Linked DNA regions of Homo sapiens: region 2 is linked to region 1. Evidence: chromatin contacts called from ENCODE Hi-C or POLR2A ChIA-PET data. All regions are on one chromosome and are shown on one strand. Each heading gives the region's core, a stretch centred on a gene start or an enhancer-like site at or near the end of the contact. The rest is flanking DNA. Distances are from core to core; before and after follow the strand shown.

What was found. Hi-C counts contacts between places; a loop is a spot of excess contacts on that map. ChIA-PET counts read pairs that join two places held with the same protein, here RNA polymerase II (POLR2A). Pooled maps may share reads with other maps.
Region 2: a map of endothelial cell of umbilical vein shows a loop between it and region 1 (2.2-fold over the local background). The contact joins the enhancer-like site here to the promoter of SCREEM1 in region 1. A Hi-C loop is called at or near these places in 3 of 168 maps with a recorded cell type or tissue (Caco-2, PC-9 and endothelial cell of umbilical vein), 1 of 37 single-sample maps with no recorded cell type and 6 of 50 pooled maps. POLR2A ChIA-PET finds 5 or more read pairs at or near these places in 12 of 52 experiments (A549, A673, B cell and 9 more).

What each region holds. Positions count from the first base shown.
Region 1 is chr20:50,028,532-50,034,906 of GRCh38, reverse strand. It overlaps SCREEM1 (SNAI1 cis-regulatory eRNA expressed in monocytes 1), which reads left to right and starts at 4,430. Exons shown (of 3, transcript XR_936829.1): 1 at 4,430-4,555; 2 at 4,915-5,193; 3 at 5,466-5,816. RefSeq lists enhancers at 4,215-5,052, 5,892-6,375.
Region 2 is chr20:50,069,567-50,075,137 of GRCh38, reverse strand. No RefSeq gene overlaps it. Among named protein-coding and RNA genes, the nearest start is that of TRERNA1, 31 kb to the right of the region's middle. RefSeq lists enhancers at 1,063-1,572, 1,573-2,082 and a silencer at 3,579-3,818. Within about 2 kb of position 3,722, at least 3 of the 41 ENCODE cell types and tissues checked have a DNase peak (open chromatin) inside an H3K27ac peak, as active enhancers do.

The DNA.
Region 1 (6,375 bases), core at 3,181-5,680:
TTTCTCCATTAAGTTCCCTGCGGATAGCAGGAGACGGGCAGAGTAGGGATGAGGAGAGAAATGACTTTTTCAGGCATGACGGTCCTTCCTCTGCTGTCCAGGTCTGGCTCTCCCCTGGAGAGTCTCAGCTCTCTACCATGTGTGTCCTCCCCAGGGTCTGGCCATGAGGAAATTGAACACAGAGAAGCCCAGGCCCTTCCCTAGGGCACACAGCAAGCACCCAGCCTCTGGCCTCAGTGAACAGGCAGAGACTACAAACGGGGGGTGCTCGGACCAACCAGACCCACAGAGGGACAGAGGAGACTTGTTTGACCCCCACAGAGTTAGAAACAACTGGAATTTCTTGCCCACAAAATCAGCCTGGGAGCAGGGGCTCACACCTATAATCCCAGCACTGTGGGAGGCTGAGGCAGGAGGATCGCTTGAGCGCAGGAGTTCAAAACCAGCCAGGGCAACATGGAGAGACTCTGGCTCTAAAAAAAAAAAAAAAAAAAAAAAAAATTTAATAGCCAGGTGTGGGCCGGACACAGTGGCTCACTTCTGTAATCCCAGCACTTTGGGAGGCTGAGGTGGGCAGATCACTTGAGGCCAGGAGTTGGAGATCAGCCTGGCCAACATGGTGAAACCCTGTCTCTACTAAAAATGCAAAAATTAGCTGGGCGTGGTGGCTTGCACCTACTCAGCTACTCAGGAGGCTGAGAGGGGAGGATCCTTTGAGCCCAGGAATTCCAGCCTGCAGTGGACTATGATCTCACTACTGTACTCCAGCCTGGTGACAGAGCAAGACTCAGTCACTTTAAAAAAAAAAATTCTATTACAATTCTGACTTCCCGTTTTCCCACAGCAGCGGGCCGGCTTTCCTACGTGGCAATGAATCACACCCATCACAGTCTCCACCAACCCCTATTGCTTCACCCTTAACTTATTTAAGTACCTGCCTAGCATCTGCAGGCATTGGAATCATCTGACCCTTGCTTAAAGCAAGGAAAAGAAGAAGAAATGGAATTTTAGGCAGAGGTTAGAGTAGGAAGAATCTAGGCTCCCGAAAGCTATCACTGGAGGTTCTGGAATTTGCAAGCCCTGGCTGGGAGGGAACATTCCCACTGACCATTCCAGCCTCTGCTGACCCCAGGGCCTTTCTGTGGCCACGGTCCTGGCTGTAAGTGCATGCACAGTCCTGGGTATCCTTCCAAGTGGATGTGTGGGCCCTGTGTGTGTATTTCTGGGCACAGAAGACTTTCAGGGTACTTGAATCTTGAATCTGCCATTTTCTGGCTGTGCGGTCCCAGGCAAGGACCTTACTCTTTCTGGGCCCAGTTTTGTTTGTTTGTTTGTTTTGAAACAGGATCTCCCTCTGTTGCCCAGACCGGAGTGCAGTGGCATGACCATAGCTCATTACAGCCTCAACCTCCCAGGCTCAAGTGATACTCCCACCTCAGCCTCCCGAATAGCTGAGACTACAGGCACACACCACCATGCCCGGCTAATTTTTTTAAAAAATTTTTTGTAGAAATGGGGTCTTGCTATGTTGCCCAGGCTAGTTTTGAACTCCTGGGCTCAAGTGACCCTCTCGCTTTGGCCTCCCAAAGTGCTGGGATTATAGGCATGAGCCACTGCCCCAGGCCTCTTGTCTGTAATATGAGCCTAGGCTGGCACCAGACAGGAGTAAGAGTAACTTTTACTATTTGATGTAAAGCCAAGCACTTGGCATGGGTTAACAGCTTCAGTCCTCGCTAAGAAATGAGGAGACCAAGGCACAGAAAGTAAAGCGCACAGTACAGGACCCGATCACAAAGGCCAAAAGGCAGCCAGGCCTGGCTCCCAGGGCCATGTGCTGGCTCCCCACACAGAGAATGTCAGCCGTGTGTGCTCTCAGCACTCTCCTGATACTGAGGATGAGAGGCACACATTACATTTGGGGACTTTCTTTTTTTGGGGGAGAGACAGAGTCTTGCTCCGTCACCAAGGCTGGAGTGCAATGGCGTCATCTCGGCTCACTGCAATCTCCACCTCTCGGGTTCAAGCAATTCTCCTGCCTCAGCCTCCGGAGTAGCTGGGATTACAGGCACCTGCCACCACACCTAGCTTAATTTTTGTATTTTTAGTAGAGATGAGTTTTCACCACATTGGCAAGGCTGGTCTCCAACTCCTGACCTCAGGTGATCCACCCGCCTTGGCCTCCCAAAGCACTGGGATTACAGGCATGAGCCACCATGCCAGGCCCATTTGGGGATTTTCTGTATGCATAGGGACCCTATATGCATGGTGTGCATGGTAGACCAGGCCCTGCACACACGTGAGTGCATGTGAGTCAGTGTGCATGTGTGTGCAAGTGTGTGCAGGAGAGGTTCTGGGGCCCACAAAGGACAATCATGTGTGTCTATCCATGTACACTCACATCCATTTGTGTACATAAGTGTCTGCTCCTGCACCTGTGTGTCTATTTGGATGTGTGTGTCTGTCCCTGCACGCAAATGTTTGTCCCTACATACAAGTGTCTGTGTTCACATGTGTCCACCCTTGAACACATACTTATCCTTCCATACATGTGTTCATCTGTGCATACGTCGGGCACTGTCTCCTCTCATACTCTGGCATGAGCTCAGTACATGTAGTCGCCCCCACCACGTGTGTGCAAAAACCCGGCTCCACCCATTAAGCCCAAGGAGGCCAGAGTTTCCCGTGGGTGCCCCAGATACTCAAGCACCCCCATTCCCAGGCCTGTGAATGTCTACTGCTCCCCAACCTCCACATCTTCCATGGGAGCTTCTGACAGGCCCTGAAATGCCTAGAAAAGGTGGCTGAACTGAGCTCCCACCCTCATTCTCCACCTGATGCTGCCTGCTGCTCTGGGGCTGCTTGCCCAGCCTCCTCCCGGGGCATCAGAGTGAGTGTGTATCTGCTGCCATGGGGAGGGGCTGCTGCTGGCCTGGGGTGGGTCTGCAGGAAGGCTCCTTCCCATGCCTTTGCACCCCCAGGAACCCCAAAACTTGTCACCATGCCACAATCACAGGAACATAGACTAATGCACACACACACCCCCACACATGCACAAAATACATGGCAGACAAACAACACTCCACACACACGTCCAGGCACCTGCCAAAAAAAGACGTGACACACACAGACCTGCTCCTATACAGTCACACCAAATTCCAGACACACAACACACACCCACAATACACTGCAGATACCCACAGGCACCTACAAATACAGAAGCACTAACTGCCTGAATCAGAGACACATAATGCAGGTGCATGGATGGGCGCACACAGACACACAGGGATGCACAACACCACACGCGGACCCACATGCATCTGTCCACATCACAGACACACACTCACACGCGTACCCCCTATCCAAGGCCATCCAGCTGGCCCCACACCCCAGGAGGACCGTGGAGAGCTCTGTCCCTCTTGCTCTCTCCCACCTGGCTTTAACCTCCTCCAAGCCATGTCCCCACACACCCCATCTTCCCTACTGCTCCCCTTGGCTGCCACACTGGCCTCCTGGCCAGTCCTGGAACACACTAGGCACATTCCAGCCTCAGGCCTTTGTACTTGCTGTTCTCTCTGCCTAGAATGCTTTTCTTGACCCCTTGATATCTGTGTGCCTCCCTCCCTCAGCTCCTTCCCGACTCTGCTCAAGACTGTCATCTTGGCTGGCTGCGGTGGCTCACATCTGTAATCCCAGCACTTTGGGAGGCCGAGGCGGGTGGATCACTTAAGGTCAGGAGTTCAAGACCAGCCTGGCCAACATGGTGAAACCCCATCTCTACTAAAAATACAAAAATTAACCGGGTGTGGTGGCACGCACCTGTAATCCCAGCTACTCCGGAGGCTGAAGCAGGAGAATCACTTGAACTCGGGAGGCAGAGGTTGCAGTGAGCCGAGATTGCAACACTGCACTGCAGCCTGGGTGACAGAGTGAGACTCCATCTCAAAAAAAAAAAAAAAAAAAAAGACTGTCATCTTGCCAGTGAGGCTGCGGCTGCTCCTGACCCTGCTCCCCGCACTGTGAACGCAGCCTGCGCCTCGCTCCTTCTGTGGCTCTCTGCTTTGATGCTGCTGCTGCTGTTCTCAGCTCTTACCACTACCTGATATTTATCAGTTGCTGGTCTCCCCATGAACGCCCTGGGGCAGAGGTCTCATTTCATCCAAAGTTGTAACTCCATGCAGTGAGCCGAGATCGCGCCACTGCACTCCAGCCTAGGCAACAGAGTGAGTGAGATTCCGTCACAAAATAAATAAATAAATAAATAAATAAACAAAGTTGTGACCCGAGCATCTGGAAGACTGCCTGGCACACAGGGGTGGTCAGTAAGTATCTGCTGAATGAATAAACACAATAGAATAGAAAGGATTGGTAGGTTCTAGAACAGACCAGAACACACAATAGAACAGAAACAATGCAATGGAATAGACAAGCTACACCACAACAGCCCAGTATAACCCATCAAAGCCAGGCTGATGCTCAGGGCTTCAACAGAATTGGGCAGAACAGCCACGAACCCCCTCCTAAAACTACGATCTGGACCTCAGCAGACACCATCAGGGTGGGTGGCCACGAACTGCATCTGGACAGGGGTCTTCCCACGCCCCTCTCCCCCGGCTATCCTGGGCTGAGAGCTTTTCCGCCTGCTCTGTCCCTGTTCCTGCCCAGCCGAACAGGTCAGGGGTGGTTTCTGGTCTGGACACCGGGGCTCTGGCTCCTGTCTGGGGTGATTCCTGCTGAGTCACTGGCCACAGTTCTGGCCAGGCTCCCACGGGCCTGATTATGTTGGAGGTTGGGGGACCATGGCCAAGGGATGAGGCACTCAGCCTACGGGTGCGTGGGGTGAGGGTGGTGCTGGGCTGGCCACAGGCTGCTTCTCTCCGTCACTGGTGGCTTTTACTTCACCTTTCCCATGGCCAGATGATGACAGAGAACACTCTCTCCACCAGGCCTGACCAAAGGTCTGGCTAGGCTGATGGTTACGAAAGAGAGGGAGAAAGAGAAGAGACTTAGGGGACCCCTCCCCCGCAAGCAATCCTCCACGGGGAAGGCTGGCCGTGGGAAGCTGTCCCTACCCAGTGCAGACTCGAGTCTGGCTTGAGAGCCCTGGCCCACCTCTGGACAGGGTCCTGATCCAAGGCTGGCGCTTCATCTCAGGGCAGGGGCAAGGTGGGGGGACCCTGCCTGTCTGCCTGGAAGGTCAGTTCTCGCCCTAACCCCACCTGGAACTTGACCATGTCTCTGCAGCCCCTCTGCTCAGGACCCTCCAGGGGCTCAAGGCAAAAGCCACATCCTCCTCATTGCCTGCCCCACCTGCCCGCCCCGTCCCCTTGCTGGCCTCACCTCCTGGCCTCGCCCACTCTGCTCCCACCCGACTGGCCTCCTGCCTGCTCCTTGACTCTGCCCACCACACCCCTGCCTCAGGGCCTTCACACTGGCTGTTCCCTCTGCCTGGAACTCTCTCTCCGCAGACACCCACATGGCTTCCTTCGATTCGTCCTGCAGATCTCCCTGGCATCACTTTCTGAGACACCGTACTCAACCCCCTCCAACAGGGAAAGCCCCCGCGCTATGTCCTGACTCCCCCAGCTGCGCCTGGCTCCCCCACCTGTGCCTGGCTCCTCCAGAGACACCTGTTCCAGCCCAGTGTGCGGTGTGCTCATTGTGCCATCTCCTTGGGTGGAGTGATGGCTCCATGAGGGCAGGCAGGTTGTCTACTCTGTTCACTGTTTAAAGCAGGGCCCTGCCCGAAGGAGGTGCGCAATACCTTCCGGGCAAATAAATGAATGAATGGATGAACTAAAGGAATTGGGAGGGGGAGTAGGAAGAGCACACTTAAAGCTCAGGCAGGTGCCGGGCGTGGTGGCTCACGCCTGTAATCCCAGCATTTTGGGAGGCTGAGGCGGGCGGATCACGAGGTCAGGAGATGGAGACCATCCTGGCTAACACAGTGAAACCCCGTCTCTACTAAAAAAATACAAAAAATTAGCCGGGCATGGTGGCGGGTGCCTATAGTCCCAGCTACTTGGGAGGCTGAGACAGGAGAATGGTGTGAACCCGGGTGGTGAACCTGGGAGGCGGAGCTTGTAGTGAGCCGAGATTGCACCACTGCACTCTGGCCTGGGCGACAAAGCGAGACTCTGTCTCAAGAAAAAGAAAGCTCAGGCAGGCCCCAGTGTGGTGGCTCAGGCTTGCAATCGCAGCACTTTGGGAGGCCAAGGCTGGTGGATCACTTGAGCTCAGGAGTTCGAGACCAGCCTGGGCAACACAGCAAAACCCCATCTCTACAGAAAAATACAAAAATTAGCAGGGCATGATGGTGCACGCCTGCGGTCCCAGCTACTCGAGGGGCTGACGTGGGAGGATCACCAGAGCCCGGGG
Region 2 (5,571 bases), core at 2,473-4,972, 41 kb before region 1:
TTTTTTTTTCTTTTTCTTTTCTTTTTTTAGATAGAATCTCACTCTGTCACCCAGGCTGGAGTGCAGTGCTGCGATCCCAGCTCACTGCAGCTTCTGCATCCCTGGTTCAAGCGATTCTCCTGCATCAGCCTACCGAGTAGCTGGGGATTACAGGCGTGCACCACCACGCCCGGCTAATTTTTGTATTTTTGGTAGACGGGGTTTCACCATGTTGGCCAGGCTGGTCTCGAACTCCTGACCTCAAATGATCCACCCGCCTTGGACTCCCATGCCCAGTGTATTTTAACTATCTCATTCATTGCAGTAGTTATTCCTTTGTCCCTCTTGCAGGTGGGCGCCTCATCTGGCTTCTTCACTGCCATGAACCCAGTGTTAAAAATAGTGTTGAAGGCTGGGCACAGTGGCTCACGCCTGTAATCCCAGCATTTTGGGAGGCCAAGGTGGGTGGATCACCTGAGATCAGGAGTTCGAGACCAGCCTGGCCAACATGGTGAAACCCCATCTCTACTAACAATACAAAAATTAGCTGGGCGTAGTGGCACGTGCTTGTAATCCCAGCAACTCGGGAGGCTGAGACAGGAGAATCACTTGAACCTGGGTAGCGGAGGTTGCAGTGAGCCAAGATCAAGCCATTGTACCAGCCTGCGTGACAGAGCCAGACTCTGTCTCAAAATATAATAATAATAGGCCTGGCGTGGTGGCTTACGCCTATAATCCCAGCACTTTGGGAGGCAGAGGCGGGTGCATCACTTGAGGTCAGGAGTTCAAGACCAGCCTGATCATCATGGTGAAACCCTGTCTCTACTAAAAATACAAAAAATTAGCTGGGTGTGGTGGTAGGTGCCTGTAATCCCAGCTACTCAGGAGGCTGAGGCAGGAGAATGACTTGGACACAGGAGGCGGATGTTGCAGTGAACCGAGATCGCGCCATTGCACTCCAGCCTGGGAGACAAGAGCAAAACTCTGTCTCAAAATAATAATAATAATAATAATAATAAATAAATAAGTAAATAAAATAAAAAATGGTGTCTAGGCCGGGCACGGTGGCTTAAGTCCGTAATCCCAACACTTTGGGAGGTGAGGTGGGAGGATCACTGAAGCCAGGAGTTCATGACCAGCCTGGCCAACATAGTGAAACCCCGTCTCTACTAAAAATACAAAAATTAGCCAGGCGTGGTGGTGCACACCTGTAATACCAGCTACTCCGGAGGCTGAGGCAGGAGAATCACTTGAACTCGGGAGGCGGAGGTTGCATGGAGCCAAGATCACACCATTGCACTCCAGCCTGGGTGACAGAGTGAGACCCTGTCTCAAAGAACAAAACAACAACAACAACAAACAGTGTCCAGCACAAAGTCTGACTGTGTAAACTGAATGAATGAATCACTCCTCAGGGCTGGGCCTGGCCTTCCTCTCTTGGTGGGTCACATGGACCTGTGAGGCCACTGGCAGTGACAAGGGAGGGGTCCCAGTGGCCCCGTGGGGCCTCCTGTTCCCTCTGCCCTGCATGCAGGGAAGCTGGGTGGCTGGGTCAGGGGGCAACAGATGGACTGGCTCAGAAGCCTGGCCTTCCCTGGCAGGAATTTTGAGAATCAGATCTGAGCAAGTCCCCCTTACACCCATTGCCAGCCATGAAAGAGAGCAGACGGGGGTTCCACGACCCAGGGTTGTCCATGGTGGGCAGGAAGCTAAGATGGAAGCCACTGCTTTCTGATTGGCCAGGGAAGGCCTGTGCCTCAGATTCTTCAGGGTCACCAGCAGAATCCAGAGAAAGCACAGGCCACAGTGGCTTGGAGGATCCTGGAGAGGCCACCCACCTTCTTCAGAAGCTGATGGCACCTTCATTCCCTAGGCCTGGCCCTGGGGCTGGCTTCATCTTGGGGTTCCCAGTGGGAGATTCTAGTGCCCCTGCCAGGAACCAGGGGAACTGATGTGGCATGCCAAGGACATTGATTAATATAACAGTGATGTCAATACCTCACCCTCAGTCCAGGATGCTGTCTGATAGGTGACAACTGATACTGGTTGGGTAGGTGTGGTGATATGAGATTTCCCACCACCCCCCCTTTTTTTTTTTTGAGATGGAGTCTCGCTCTGTGGCCCAGGCCAGAGTGCAGTGGCGCGATCTCGGCTCACTGCAGCCTCTGCCTCCCATGTTCAAGCGATTCTCCCACCTCAGCCTCCCAAGTAGCTGGGACTACAGGTGCGCAACACCATGCCCGGCTAATTTTTATATTTTTAGTAGAGACAGAGTTTCACCATGCCGAAATTCCCTTTTAAAAATACCCTTCGGCAGGCGGGCACGGTGGCTCATGCCTGTAATCCCAGCACTTAGGGAGGCCCAGGTGGGCAGATCACTTGAGGTCAAGGAGTTTGAGACCAGCCTGGCCAACATGGTGAAACCCCGACTCTACTAAAAATACAAAAATTAGCTGGCCATGGTGGTGCGTGCCTGTAATCCCAGCTACTAGGGAGGCTGAGGCAGGAGAATCACTTGAATCTGGAAGACGGAGGTTGCAGTGAGCCGAGATTGTGCCACTGCACTCCAGCCTGGGAGACAGAGTGAGACTGCATCTCAAAAAACAAACAAACAACAAAAAAAACCCAGCAACTTTGTCTTGGCACAGTGGTTCATGCCTGTAATCCCAGCACTCTGGGAAGCCAAGGTGGGCAGATCACTTGAGTCCAGGAGTTTGAGACCAGCCTGGGCAACACGGCAAAACCCCCTCTCTACAAAAAATACAAAAATTAGCTGGGCATGGTGTTGCACACCTGTAGTCCCAGCTACTCGGGAGGCTGAGGTGGGAGGATCGCTTGAGCCCAAGAGGTGGAGGTTGCAGTGGGCCGTGATTGTGCCACTGCACTCCAGCCTGGGCAACACGGCGAGACTCTGTCTCAATAAATAAATAAACATATACATAGATATAGATATAGATATAGATATACACATATATATATACACTTAAGTAAAAACCAATTATCTAGGAGCAAATGTCAAGTAAAAGTACAGGTAGGGCTCAGATGCGGCAAAAAATCATGTTGGGGTAGGAGCCTGAGTAACATCAGCGAGCGCATACAGGTTTATCCTTTGGCCTCTGGCCCAGCTGTTAATGATATATTCATGTTTATTATCTGCCCCCTCCCACCCCCACTAAAATGTCAGCTTCAAGAGGGTAGGGATGAGGCCAATTGTGTTCACGGCTGTGTTCCTGCCATCTCACACAATGTTGGGCATACAGTAGGTGTTCAGTGAATACTTGTGAATGGGTGAATGGCTGGCTGGAAGGCCATGCATGAGTGAATGAGCGGAGGTGACACCTTCACATCCTCTCTCCGCCTCGGTGGATGCCAGTGCAGGCCCAGGAGTCAGCCGTTTCCACTACCAGCTGTGTGGCCCCGGGAGGGCTCCTTAACCTCTCTGTGCGTTTCCGTTGCCATTTCGCCGGGTTATTCTAAGGATTACGTGTGGTTTTACATGGTGTGGGCTTCTTGCAGTCCTCGGCACGGAGCACCCCTCCGTAAATGTTATTTCGCTATTGTTCTTTCCTTTCCTTTCGGTGTATTCTGCTTATGTATTCGCTATTGCTCTTCCCCATCTCACCGACCAGAAGAGTGAAGCTCCTCCCCGCTCTCCTGGCGCCCGGCTTCCCCGTTCTGGCTCGGGCCTGCACGCCCGCCCTTGGCCAGCAGAGGGCGCTAGCGCTCTAGGGACCAACGCTCCGGCTGGGCCGGGCCACGCGTCATCTCTCAGCCGACCCGAGGCTGGGGCTGGAGGAGGGGACAGGCGTGACCGCCGGGGCAGGGGTGGACCACCGGACATCTGGGTGTGTGCCTTTGGCACAGCGGGAGCCTGCTGGAGGCTCCCAAAGCGGAGTGGGCAAGCTTTTTCCCCCAGTGCGCTTCCAACCCTTTTTCTTTCTTTCTTTCTTTCTTTTTTTTTTTTTTTTTTGCGACAGGGTCTCTTGTCGCCCAGGCTGGAGTGCAGTGATGCGATCACGGGTCACTGCAGCCTCCAACTCCTGGCCTCAAGCGATTCTCCTTCCTCAGCCTCCCGGGTAGCTGGGACTACAAGTGGGCGCCACCACGCCCAACTAATTATTTATTCATTTAGAGACAGGGTCTCACTCTGTCACCCAGGCTGGGGTGCAGTGGCATGATCAAGTCTCATTGCAGCCTCAACCTCCTCCTCAAGCAATCCTCCTGCCTCAGCCTCCTGAGTAGCTGGGACTACAGGTGCAGGCCACTGGCCAATTAAAAAATATTTTTTTTTTTAATTAGCCGGACGTGGTGGCGGGTGCCTGTAGTCCCAGCTACTCAGGAGGCTGAGGCAGGAGAATGGCGTGAACCCGGGAGGCGAGCTTGCAGTGAGCTGAGATCACGCCACCGCACGGCAGCCTGGGTGACTGAGCGAGACTCAGTCTCAAAAAAAAAAAATTTTTTTTAGTAGAGACAGGGTCTCGCTGTGTTGCCCCGGCTGGTCTCAAACTCCTGGGCTCAAGTGATCTTCCTGCCTTGGCCTCCTAAAGTGCTGGGATTACAGGCGTAAGCCACCATGCCTGGCCTCCAACCCATTTTTTGCCAAGGACCAGCTGAGACTCAGAAAGGGTTGTCCAAGGTCACCCAGCAGGTGGGGGTAGTGGGGGTCATGCTGTGAATACAAGGCTTTGAAGCTCACATACCTCAAGGACCTGATAGGGGCTGTGGAGAACACAGGACTGACCACCTTTGCCTCTAGAATGCTGGCCCACATGGCCAAATCTTCCAAGTCTTCAAGAGAGACAGGGACATCAGGATGTAGTGAAATGTCTCGATTTTTATGGTAGCAATGAATTAAAGGCTTTGTTTGTTTTTGTAGAGCCAGGGTCTCATTATATTGCCCAGGCTGGTCTTGAACCCTTGGCCTCAAGCGATCCTCCCGTCTTGGCCTCCCAAAGTGCTGGAATTACAGGCGTGAGCCACCACTTCTAGCCTTATTTGTTTATTTATTTATTTTGAGATGGAGTCTTGCTCTGTCGCCAGGCTAAAGTCCAGTGGCGCTATCTCGGCTCTCTGCTACCTCCACCTCCCGGGTTCAAGCGATTCTTCTACCTCAGCCTCCCAAGTAGCTGGGACTACAGGTGTGCACCACCACACCCGGCTACTTTTTGTATTTTTAGTAGAGATGGGGTTTCACCATATTGCCCAGGCTGGTCTCAAACTCCTGACCTCAGGTGATCCGCCCACCTTGGCCTCCCAAAGTGCTGAGATTACAGGCATGAGCCACCATGCCTGGCCGCCTTTTTTATTTTTAATCACAGTTTCCACCTCTGAGCAACCTTGGAGGTAGCTCACCTCTTCCTCCCTTGGAGGAAGGTGTTTTGAAACAAAACCATCCCCCTGGTTTCTTCACCTGCCTGCCTGAGCTTCTTTAGGCTTCAGTTTACCAGTGACTGCATCTTCCAGGACTGCGCTACCCAGGACATCCCCTCCCTCTGGGTTAGGAGCCAGTCTCCATCCCTGAGCTTCCCCAGTAGAGCTTCCATTTGTTCATTTGTCCATTCATTCATTCAACAAGCATTCATTGAGTGTTTA